Regions from separate parts of the Homo sapiens genome. Here region 2 is linked to region 1. The links are chromatin loops, found by intact Hi-C in ENCODE. Cell type or tissue: endothelial cell of umbilical vein. All regions are shown on one strand.

Region 1 (5,000 bases):
CGTAATGTGACTAGCTCTGGGTCTCACAAATTAAAACACCATCCTTTCTCATATCAGCATGCCAACCCTTTGGTACCCTCCGACTTGCCCTACCAGGGCCTCCCTCCGGCCTCCGAACCTCTGCCTCTTTCAAGTGTTTAAGGAGACCACCCAAACACCCTGGGAGCAGGGGCTCCTTCAGTCCCGACCTGAGAGGGAGCTCCCTCAGGTCGCAGAGGGCTTCCGAGCCCTTCCCCCCGGGCAGTCAAGTGTCCAGGGACTCCACGGGGGCGAGGGATCTGATGTCACTAACTCCCACCCCGTCCCTCTAGACCTGAGTTCACGGTCCCTATTCTCCACAACCATCAGAGCTCCCACCGCAGTTATCACGTATTTGCATGATCCCACACACACACACTCTAACACCTTCCTAACCGACCACACCACCCCGGAAAAGTCCACACCGATCGCCCCGCATCTCTCCCCCATCCCCGAGCACTCACCGCTCGGCGCGCACGCACACTCCAAATTTCTTCTAGGACTTCTAGCATTACACTGGCTCCTCCAAACCCGCCCACGGGCCGGGCTGCCACGCCCCCCACGCTTATTGGCTTAGGGGCGCCGACCCATGCCCCGTGCCGCGTGCAGCCGCCGGCCCCCGCACAGCCTCCATTGGCACCTCCGGCCGCCATCGTCTTCTCATTGGTCAGCAGGCCAACGGGGGCGGGAGAGATACACGTGAGAGAGGGGCCGCCCCAACGCGGGGATTGGAAGCCTGACCGGAAGCCACGCCCTCGACACTTCTGAGGTTCTTATTGGCTGGGGAAATAACCCCCGACCTGCCAAGATTGGTGACGTAAATGCCAGTCCCGCTCTCCAAGCTTTCTCATAGGCTGAGAGGTCTTGGAGCTGTAGGGTACACGTGCCGGCGGTCTCACGCGGCAACTTGTTTACCCAGAAGCTGGGGATTTTCCTTGACGACACTCTTAACCACGGCTGCTAAATCTGCGCAGGCGCAGCCGTGAGCGGTGGCAGCGTATAAGGCGCACTTTGTACAGAGACCCGGGCGTGACTAGGGCGCCTCTGGCGCTGGGGTTCCGGCCCTGGGTCCCACCGAGGCTCCCTGAAGCTGGAAGGTGAGAGTATTAGGGTGAAGCGGTCTTCAGATCTCAGCACGGTGTCTTGGTGACGATGAAAATAAGAGAGCCTCTTCCTGATTGTTTTCTGCGGGCCAGGCCAGGCGCTTCTCACAAACTCTGAGGAGGCCAGCTCACATACTCCCCCCGCCTCACAAATGAGACCGAGATGCAGGGGGGTTACGTAATCTGTTCGCCTGTAACACGCTAGTCAGTAACAAGGCGAAAACTTGAACCCAAGTCCCCGACACCATAAAGCAGGCGGGTCCTGGGGCCCATGGGAACTCTTAAACCTGGAAGGAATTTGAGTTGGCAGTGCGAAATCCTGAGCACTGCCTGGCATATAGTAAGACTTCAATCAAGTTGGACATTCTGGTAATGATTGTGTACCTAATTATAAGAATCACGGTGGCTCACGCCTGTAACCCCAGTACTTTGGCAGGCTGAGGTGGGTGGATCACTTGAGGTCACGAGTTTGAGACCAGCCTGGCCAACATGGTAAAACCCTGTCTCTTCTAAAAAAAAAAAAAAAAAAAAAAAAAAACGACGGCCGGGCGCGGTGGCTAACGCCTGTATTCCCAGCACTTTGGGAGGCTGAGGCGGGCTGATCACGAGGTCAGGAGATCAAGACCATCCTGGCTAACACGGTGAAACCCCGTCTCTACTAAAAATACAAAAAATTAGCCGGGCGAGGTGGCGGGCGCCTGTAGTTCCAGCTACTGCAGGAGAATGGCGTGAACCCGGGAGGCGGGACTTGCAGTGAGCCGAGATCGCACCACTGCACTCCAGCCTGGGCGACAGAGCAAGACTCTGTCTCAAAAAAAAAAAAAAAAATCCCTACAAAAATTAGCCGGGCATGGTGGTGGGTACCTGTAATCCCAGCTACTCAGGAGGCTGAGGCACAAGGATTGCTTAAACCCAGGAGGCGGAGGTTGCGTGAGCCGAGATTGCACCAAGGCACTCCAGCCTGGGTGACAGAGTGAGACTGTCTCAAAGCAAAAAAAGGCCGCGCGCGGTGGCGATTCTCCTGCCTCAGCCTCCCAAGTAGCTGGGATTACAGGCGCATGCCACCACGCCTAGTTTTTTGTATTTTTAGTAGAGGTGAGGTTTCACCATGTTGGCAAGGCTGGTCTCGAACTCCTGACCTCAAATGATCTGCCTGCCTCAGCCTCCCAAAGTGATAAGATTACAGGCGTGAGCCACCACACTCTACCTAAAATATACTCTCATTTGTTCAACATCGTGTTAAGTGGATTTTTTTTTTTTGAGACAGTCTCGTTCTGTCACCCAGGCTGGAGCACAGTGGGGTGATCTGGGCTCACTGCAACCTCCACCTCCCAGGTTCAAGCAATTCTCTGCCTCAGCCTCCCGAGTAGCTGGGATTACAGGTGCCCGCCACCATCCCCGGCTAATTTTTTGTGTGTATTTTTAGTAGAGATGTGGTTTCACTGTGTTGGCCAGGCTGGTCTTGAACTCCTGACCTCGTGATCCGCCCACCTCGGCCTCCCAAAGGGCTGGGATTACTGGCGTGAGCCACCGCGGCCGGCCACTCATTGTTGAAGCACCTGGGAACAGGGATACTAAGATGCCACATCGGGGCCTCCTGGACCTACAGGCTGTGGCAGTTCAGTGTGGGGTCTAAAGTCACAAGTCATACAACAGAGTACAGGGGTAGTAGGCCATCTACAGGCAGCTCCACAACATACTCAGCTTTGTCTCTGTGAGCCTATTTAAACCACAATTTACTAACCCCATCTGGGCGCTGGCACTGGGTTAGGCACAGAGGGGAAGACATGCTTCACAGAAATGGCCAACTACTTCATCTACTGCTGCACGGGAGCCACGGCAGAGCGTCTAGAAGTTAAATCGAGGAGTAGAAAGGAGTCCAACAGCAGGAACATGCCCCAGTAAAGGGAAACGAAAGCTGGGAACCCTAGACCACAGGGCGCACCGGGCTTAGAGACACGGGCTGGCTATGACACTTCCCATTACCAACTCCTAGTGCCCCCCTGTGGCCACTTTGAGAATCACACTTTGCCCTGCCCAAGGTCAGGGCCTCTTGCAAAGTCCAGTCCATTACCAATGTATCTTCTCAACCTTCCTGGTATACCTTCCGATCCAATATTATTCCCATTGGTTAAGAAAAGATCTTATTCTCCCCCAACCAAAAAAAAAAAATAGAAAAATAAAAAAGATCTTAGACAACACCTGGTTACTCATTACACATTTATTGTACATTTTCACAATCTGGATGCGCCACAGAATTGGGGGCATGGGGTGGGGGAAGAGGGGGGCAGGGGACACTGGGATAATATGGGGGGTCTAAAACACAGCACCCCCACCTCCAGCATCTCTCCTACCCTTTCACACCACAGCTTAGATATCCCTGCTCCCCCTCCACACAGAAAACCAGAAGTGTGGGGGGAAGAAAGTTTGGGGGCCCCCTCCCGTGGCAGGTTAAGGGACTGTACCCTCAAACCCTTAAAATTGTGCCATTTAAAAAGACAATAGACCCTTCCTCAATCAGTTCACCCAATGAGAGGACAGCTCTCTCTGGGCTCAATAGTCCTGGAGAGGGGCAAGCATCCCCGTTTTCCAGCAAGTCCCATACACACATTGGCAGTGACTAGTACCCCCACCCTAAATTCAGGGGGGGCAGTCAGAGGAGCTGGGCAGTGATGGGGCAACACCCCCCAAATTGGGGAGGAGGGTTTTCAGTCCAACCCCCAGCAGGGGTGAGGCCAGAGATTTCAGGCAGGAATTGGGGGGATTCTCTGCCCTGCCCCACTCCTCCCCAAGGCAGTGATGACCCCCACACACACACTGGTAGCCACCCCTCTCACAAGAGATCAATTGTGGCCAACCCCCAACTCTCCTGGTGGGAGGAGGAGGTGGATCAGGCAGATGGGAGGGAAACCCCATGGGAATGTCAGTTGAGTACCCCACATGAAAACTGGGGAGCAGGAATGTAGGGAGAAACCCGAAGTGGCAGAATTATTGGTCCATCATAACATACTGAACTTCAAGACACTTACATACCAGCTGGGGGAGGGAGAGGAGGGTACAAGAGGTTTGGAAAATGAGGGTAAGGGAGGCAAACTGGACTAGAGGGGCTAGGAGGAGGCAATGCTGGGGACCAGAGCAGCCTGGTTCCCCAAAAGCCCAGGCTCCCCACCACCTGCGAGTAATGTCGTGCAAATGAAAATGTGATACAAGAACTAATGGGGACTAACTCCTCAGTAAAAAAAGAAACACAGGTTGAGAGAAGAGTGATGGAACAAAAAGAAATGGAAAGGGATAGCAGTATGTAATGATACGCTAATTAACATGCTGGACGCTCCCAAAGACCTTGGGATTCTTAGGACCAAGTGGGGCCAGTCTCAGAGCCTCCCAATGGATACAAAGAAGATGTACCTAAGGAAGCCTGGACAGGTGCTGTTGTTTTTTTTTTTTTTTTTTTTTTTTTGAGGGCGGGGCAGAGGGAGCATGACGGGGAGAGTGAGGAGGAAAGAGGAAAGGAAGGCCAGGGTGGGAGGAAGGATCAGCTAAATCTGAGGGAAGAAGAAGGAAAGGAGAGGGACTATTGCATAGCAGATGCAAATGAAGGGACTTGGGGCTAGTCAGGAAGAAAGGGAAAGGGAAGGAAGGCAAGAGAGAGGGGTGAAGGGAACCTCAGGAAGGGGTGTTAAGGACAACCGGAAAAATCATCTAGTAATAAAACTACAAACAGACCAAATATATATAATATTATATATGTATAAATAACAGCTGGCTATTTACAGGGGGACACACACACGGACACACACACACACGGATCCAGGGGAGTGGGGGCTGAAAGATATGGCTGAGAGGTGGAGGAACGGCTGAGGGTTGGGGGAGAGGCCC
Region 2 (5,000 bases), 79 kb before region 1:
GGCAGGTTCCTCAGCAAGGCCAGGCAGAAGGCCTCAGCAATGAGGTGTGTCTCCAGCAGGTGGGCGATGGCCTCGTGGCTGTAGAACTCCGCATAGCGTACCCACGTCTTGGCTAGCAGCCAGTCCCACTCAGAATCACTGGGCAGGAAGATGGGGCAATCTGGCCCAGGGGTCTGGCTGAGCTAGGTGTGGTGAAAGAGAAAGGGTTGGGTGAGGGCAGAGACCCACACACATAAAGGCCCCACCGCAGGAAGGAGGCAGAAGGGAGTATGAGAAGGTGAAAACACTCCTAAGCTCCGGTCCCACTGGTCCCCTGAGCACCCCTGGGCCTTTCCTCCCTCCCCACATTTGATCTTGCTGTTCCTTCTGCTCAACTGCAGTACCTTCCTCTTGCCCCTGTCTCTACCTGGCAGCTCCCACTTATTCTTCAAGAACCATCTCACAAGCTGCCTTCTCTGGCAAGACTTCCTTACTTCAGCCACACCTCCACCACATTCAGGTGCGCAGGTTGTGCACTGCACAAGGATTCCTAGCCCCTCAGGGGGCAGGCAGATCACTGAAATCAGCCTACGCTATTCCATTAAGGAGCCAGGAGCATCAGGCTCTGGGGCTCTGGCCCATCCCCCCAGAGGGAGCCTCTTTCTAACTTGCACATGACGCTTGGGGGGACCTCTGGGAAGGAAACACCCAGTTCCTTCCTCTGCCAGACCAGATTCCCAAGGCAGAGGCTAAGTCTAATTATCTCAGTATTTCCAGTAGGGACCTGACCCCCTTCAGGGATTGGTTTTCCAGGTGGATGGATGGATGAAGTCAAAGAGACAAGCACACCCCACAGACACATATACATGCACACACTCACAGATGCACACACATAGGGGCATACAAGTACAGCTGGCCCTCCGTATCCATGGGTTCCACACCAGTGGATTCCACCAGCAACAGATGGAAAATATTCTGGGAGAAAAAGTGTCTCTACTGAACGTGTACAGACTTTTTTTCCTTGTCATTCCCTAAACAATACAGTGTAACAACTATCTACATAGCATTTACATTGTATTGTATTGGGTACTATAAGAAATCCAGAAAGGATCTATTTTATTTCATTTTATTTATTTATTTATTTATTTATTTATTTATTTATTTATTTATTTTTGAGAAGGAGTCTTGCTCTGTCACCAGGCTGGAGTGCAGTGGCACGATCTCTGCTCACTGCAACCTCTGCCTCCTGGGTTCAAGAGATTCTCCTGCCTCAGCCTCCTGAATATCTGGGACTACAGGCGCCGCCCCCGACCATGCCCAGCTAATTTTTGTAGTTTTAGTAAAGATGGGGTTTCCCCATGTTGGCCAAGCTGGTCTTGAGCTCCTGACCTCAGGTAATCTGCCCACCTCGGCCTCCCAAAGTGCTGGGGATTACAGGCGTGAGCCACCACACCGGGCCTAGAGAGCGGGCCTAGAGAGGATTGAAAATACACAAGAGGGCCGGGCGAGGTGGCTCACGCCTGTAGTCCCAGCACTTTGGGAGGCTGAGGCGGGAGAATCGCTTGAGCCCAGGAGTGCAACATGGAAGAAAGCGTAGCGCTCCTTGTGTACACGCAGCAGCAAGAGCTCACCCAGCTCCGCTGAGCAGCGCACTTTGTACTTCTGTACCTCAGGGGACCAAGACAGCAAGCAGGTGAGAGGCGGGGAACTGCCAAGGCGGTCCTTGAGCCTTGCAAGGTGCATCTCCACCTAAGCCTATTCGGGCATACAAACCTGAGCTGCTCCCAGCCCATACCGGGCTTTTGTATGAACTAGAAAAATGTGCCCAGGCTGGACGCGGTGGCTCACGCCTGTGATCCCAACACACAAGAAGATGTGTGTAAGTTATATGTAAATACTGGGACTTTTTTTTTTTTTTTTTTTTTGAGATGGAGTCTCGCTCTGTCGCCCAGAGCGACATGCAGTGGCATGATCTAGGCTCACTGCAAGCTCCGCTTCCTGGGTTCACGCCATTTTCCTGCCTCAGCCTCCCGAGTAGCTGGGACTACAGGCGCCCGCCACCACGCCCGGCTAAATTTTTGTATTTTTAGTAGAGACGGGGTTTCACCGTGTTAGCCAGGATGGTCTCGATCTCCTGACCTCGTGATCCGCCCGCCTCGGCCTCCCAAAGTGCTGGGATTACAGGCGTGAGCCACCGCGTCCGGCAATACTGGGACATTTTATATAAGAAACTTGAGCATCTGCAGATTTTGGCATCCCGGGGAGGTCCTGGAACCAATCTCTCAAGGATAACGAGAGACGGCTGAATACATGCAGGTCCACACGCTCACATAAGCGCGCGCACACTCGGAGGAGCATTCGCGCACACAGAGGCTCAGCGGCAGCGCCGCCTGCAGCCCAGGCACCTGGATGGCGATGGGCATCATCTTGCCCTCGGGTCCAAAGTGCAGCAGGCAGAGGGGGGCGCAGTGGTGCTGCTTCCGGCCGCTGAGCTCCACGGTGGGGATGCCCTCCATGATGCGGTAGTCGGCCAGGTAAATGTTCCCCTTCTGGAGGGGAGCCGCGATGGGTGGCAAGTAGGCACCCACACGGGAAGCCCGTGACCCGCGCCGCAGGTGCACAGGGCGCTGGCGACTAGGGGCAGGGGTGGGACGGGGACAGGGACGCGGGGTGCGGGCTTGCCTGGGACTGGCGCGGGCGCCGGAGGTGGGGAGAGACGGGGATGCCCGCGAGGGAGGCCGGGAGGAGGGCCGGGGTCTCCGCCGGAGCGGGCCTCACCTCCAGCTCCGCTTGCAAGCACGTTCCCTCGCCCAGGAACGGAGCCACCATGTCGTCTGTGACGGGGAACTTGTCTGGGATCCGCGTGCAGCGGCGGATCAGGCCGGGGTTGACGCCGTTGAGGTACTGGTACCCAAAGAAGGTGTCCTCTGCCCAGTGCTCGGCCACGTACTCTGCGAGGACGGCGCGAGGGCGTCACAAGGAGGCCCGGCCCCCCTCGGGGACGGAGAGGCATGGGACAGAAGAAGACTATGGGCACCGAGAGGAGTCGGGGAGGAAAACGAGGCCCCCAGCCTGGCGCTGAGCGGCCGGAGGAGCCCGGTGCGACATTTTCCAAGAAGCCGCCAGAGGGCGCGCGCGCGCCTCGCTGCCTCTCCCGTCCCACTGCCCCGAAGTCGGGGGCCTGCCTAGCACGCCGGAGACCGCCTGGCTCCCCCTGCTCGATCCGGGACGCCCCATTCCATACCGGAGACGACAGATTTCTTGCCAGGGAAAATTTTCCTAATGTCCTTCAGCCTCTTCCACGAATGTTTGCAGTCCAACAGGCCGCGGACTTTGAAAGCCAGTGCCCTAGGAGATGGGATTCCAGGAAGAGGCCTTCAGAGGGGCTGCCAAGCGCCGGCTGGGGCAGGTGGCGGGGCCGCCCCATCCACTTAGGTCTCTGGGTCTCAGGGTCTGTGCGTCGCAAAGTCTCTGGGTCCCATGTCTCAAGATCTTTGCATCTCTAGGTCTCTGGGATCATGTCTCAGGTTTTCTGGGTCTGCGTTTCAGCTCCCTCTGCCTTCCTGGCCATTCCAACCTCTGGGGCTGTCTTGGAGGCCGCCAAGGTTGGGGGAGAGGGAAAGTTCTTGCAGGAGCCCTCGTTCTCCCGTCACTCACACGGACTCACATGGGCCCCAGGCGGACGAAGAAGGAGGCCGTCTTGAGGAAGGAGTAGCGGAGATTTAAGTTCAGGAACTTGGTGGCCTTAAAGTTGATGAGAATTGGGAATCCCGGAATATAGCCATTCCACCTGTGGGGAGAAGCGCAGGGCAACTGGGATCCAGGGGGCGGGGAGGAGGCAGGCGCCCAGGGGAAAACCATGGGCGGGGCCCAGCACAGCTTCGGGTCCTTACTCAGGCCGGTTGGGGTTGCGATGCCTCCGCACCGGAGGGCGGTAACTGGGAATGTGCACATAGCTGGGCAGGCCAGGAAGAAAGACTCGCCAGCTGCAAGGGAAACCGAGATGTCACCCTCATGCCCGTGCACCACCCCAGGGCAAAGGGCCAGAGCCATCACTGCCCCCCACCTCCCTGGACCCCTGCCGGGCGCCCAGACTCTGCCACCCGCCCCCTCACTGGTAGAAGTCCTGCTTGGCTCTGATCTCCTCTTTTCTGTGCTCCAGGAGGACGGGGAGCGAGTCATCTGCTGTTGTCTTTCCTGTAGGGAGACCAAGGAGAGGACTCAAGGGCTGACCCTTGCCCCTGCCCACTTCAGGAAGCAGGAGTTCAGCTTCTGTGCCCCAGGTCGTCTCTGGGGGGGCCCATGACCAAGGAGTGGGAAGGCTCACCTTGGGAGAGTGAAGGTGCGTCCTGTCCGGAAATATCAGATAAAAGAATCACGGACCCACCCTCTTTCCTCTTGCTCTACTGTCAAGCTAAGCTCTGCTGCTGCAAAAAGTCCCTCCTCTAGACCCACTGAAATATTTTTTATTTCTATAAATTCATGGAGTACAAGAGCAATGTTGTTACATGCATAGTGGCCAAGTTAGGGCTTTAGGTTACCCATCACCCAAATAAAGTATATTGTACCCATTAAGTAATTTCTCATCATCCACCCCCTCCCATCCTCTCACCCTTGAGAGTCTCCATTGTCTATTGTTTTGCTATGTCCATGTGTACACATTTTTTTTTTAATGGAGTCTCGTTCTTGTCACCCAGCCTGGAATGCAATGGCATGATCTCGGCTCACTGCAACCTCTGCCTCCTGGGTTCAAGCGATTCTGCTGCCTCAGTGTCCGGAGTAGGTGGGATTACAGGTGCCTGCCACCATGCCCGGCTACTTTTTGTATTTTTAGTAGACACGTGGTTTCGCCATGTTGTCCAGGGTGGTCTCGAACTCCTGACCTCAGGTCATCTGCACGCCTCTGCCTCCCAAAGTGCTGGGATTATAGGTGTGAGCCACCACACCTGGCCCATGTGTACACATTTTTTAACACCCATTTATGGGTGAGAACATTCGGTATTTGACTTTCTGGTCTGGCT

The links. Hi-C counts contacts between places; a loop is a spot of excess contacts. Peaks named below come from ENCODE experiments on the same cell type or tissue, not always from the same donor. Only the 100,000 strongest peaks of a DNase experiment are listed, where the experiment ranks them.
Region 2: it touches region 1 in a loop (12-fold over the local background); 11 of 110 quality-filtered maps call a loop at or near these places.

The regions. Positions count from the first base shown.
Region 1 is chr17:8,155,825-8,160,824 of GRCh38, forward strand. VAMP2 (vesicle associated membrane protein 2) reads right to left here. Exons shown (of 5, transcript NM_014232.3): 5 at 3,325-5,000. Among named protein-coding and RNA genes, the nearest start is that of VAMP2, 4.6 kb to the right of the region's middle. RefSeq lists silencers at 452-711, 3,182-3,231 and enhancers at 1,212-1,271, 2,822-3,061. In endothelial cell of umbilical vein, a CTCF peak has its summit at 3,125 (motif pointing left); DNase peaks (open chromatin) are centred at 777 and 3,097; H3K4me3 peaks cover 816 bases; H3K27ac peaks cover 1,714 bases.
Region 2 is chr17:8,077,012-8,082,011 of GRCh38, forward strand. It overlaps ALOX12B (arachidonate 12-lipoxygenase, 12R type), which reads right to left. Exons shown (of 15, transcript NM_001139.3): 3 at 4,095-4,176; 4 at 3,873-3,965; 5 at 3,647-3,769; 6 at 3,224-3,327; 7 at 2,758-2,930; 8 at 2,385-2,528; 9 at 1-182. LOC107985075 (a long non-coding RNA gene) reads left to right here and starts at 2,437. Exons shown (of 2, transcript XR_001752778.2): 1 at 2,437-2,513; 2 at 2,794-5,000. RefSeq lists a silencer at 2,611-2,790 and an enhancer at 2,851-2,960. In endothelial cell of umbilical vein, a CTCF peak has its summit at 3,098 (motif pointing right); a DNase peak (open chromatin) is centred at 3,020; H3K4me3 peaks cover 379 bases; H3K27me3 peaks cover 1,186 bases.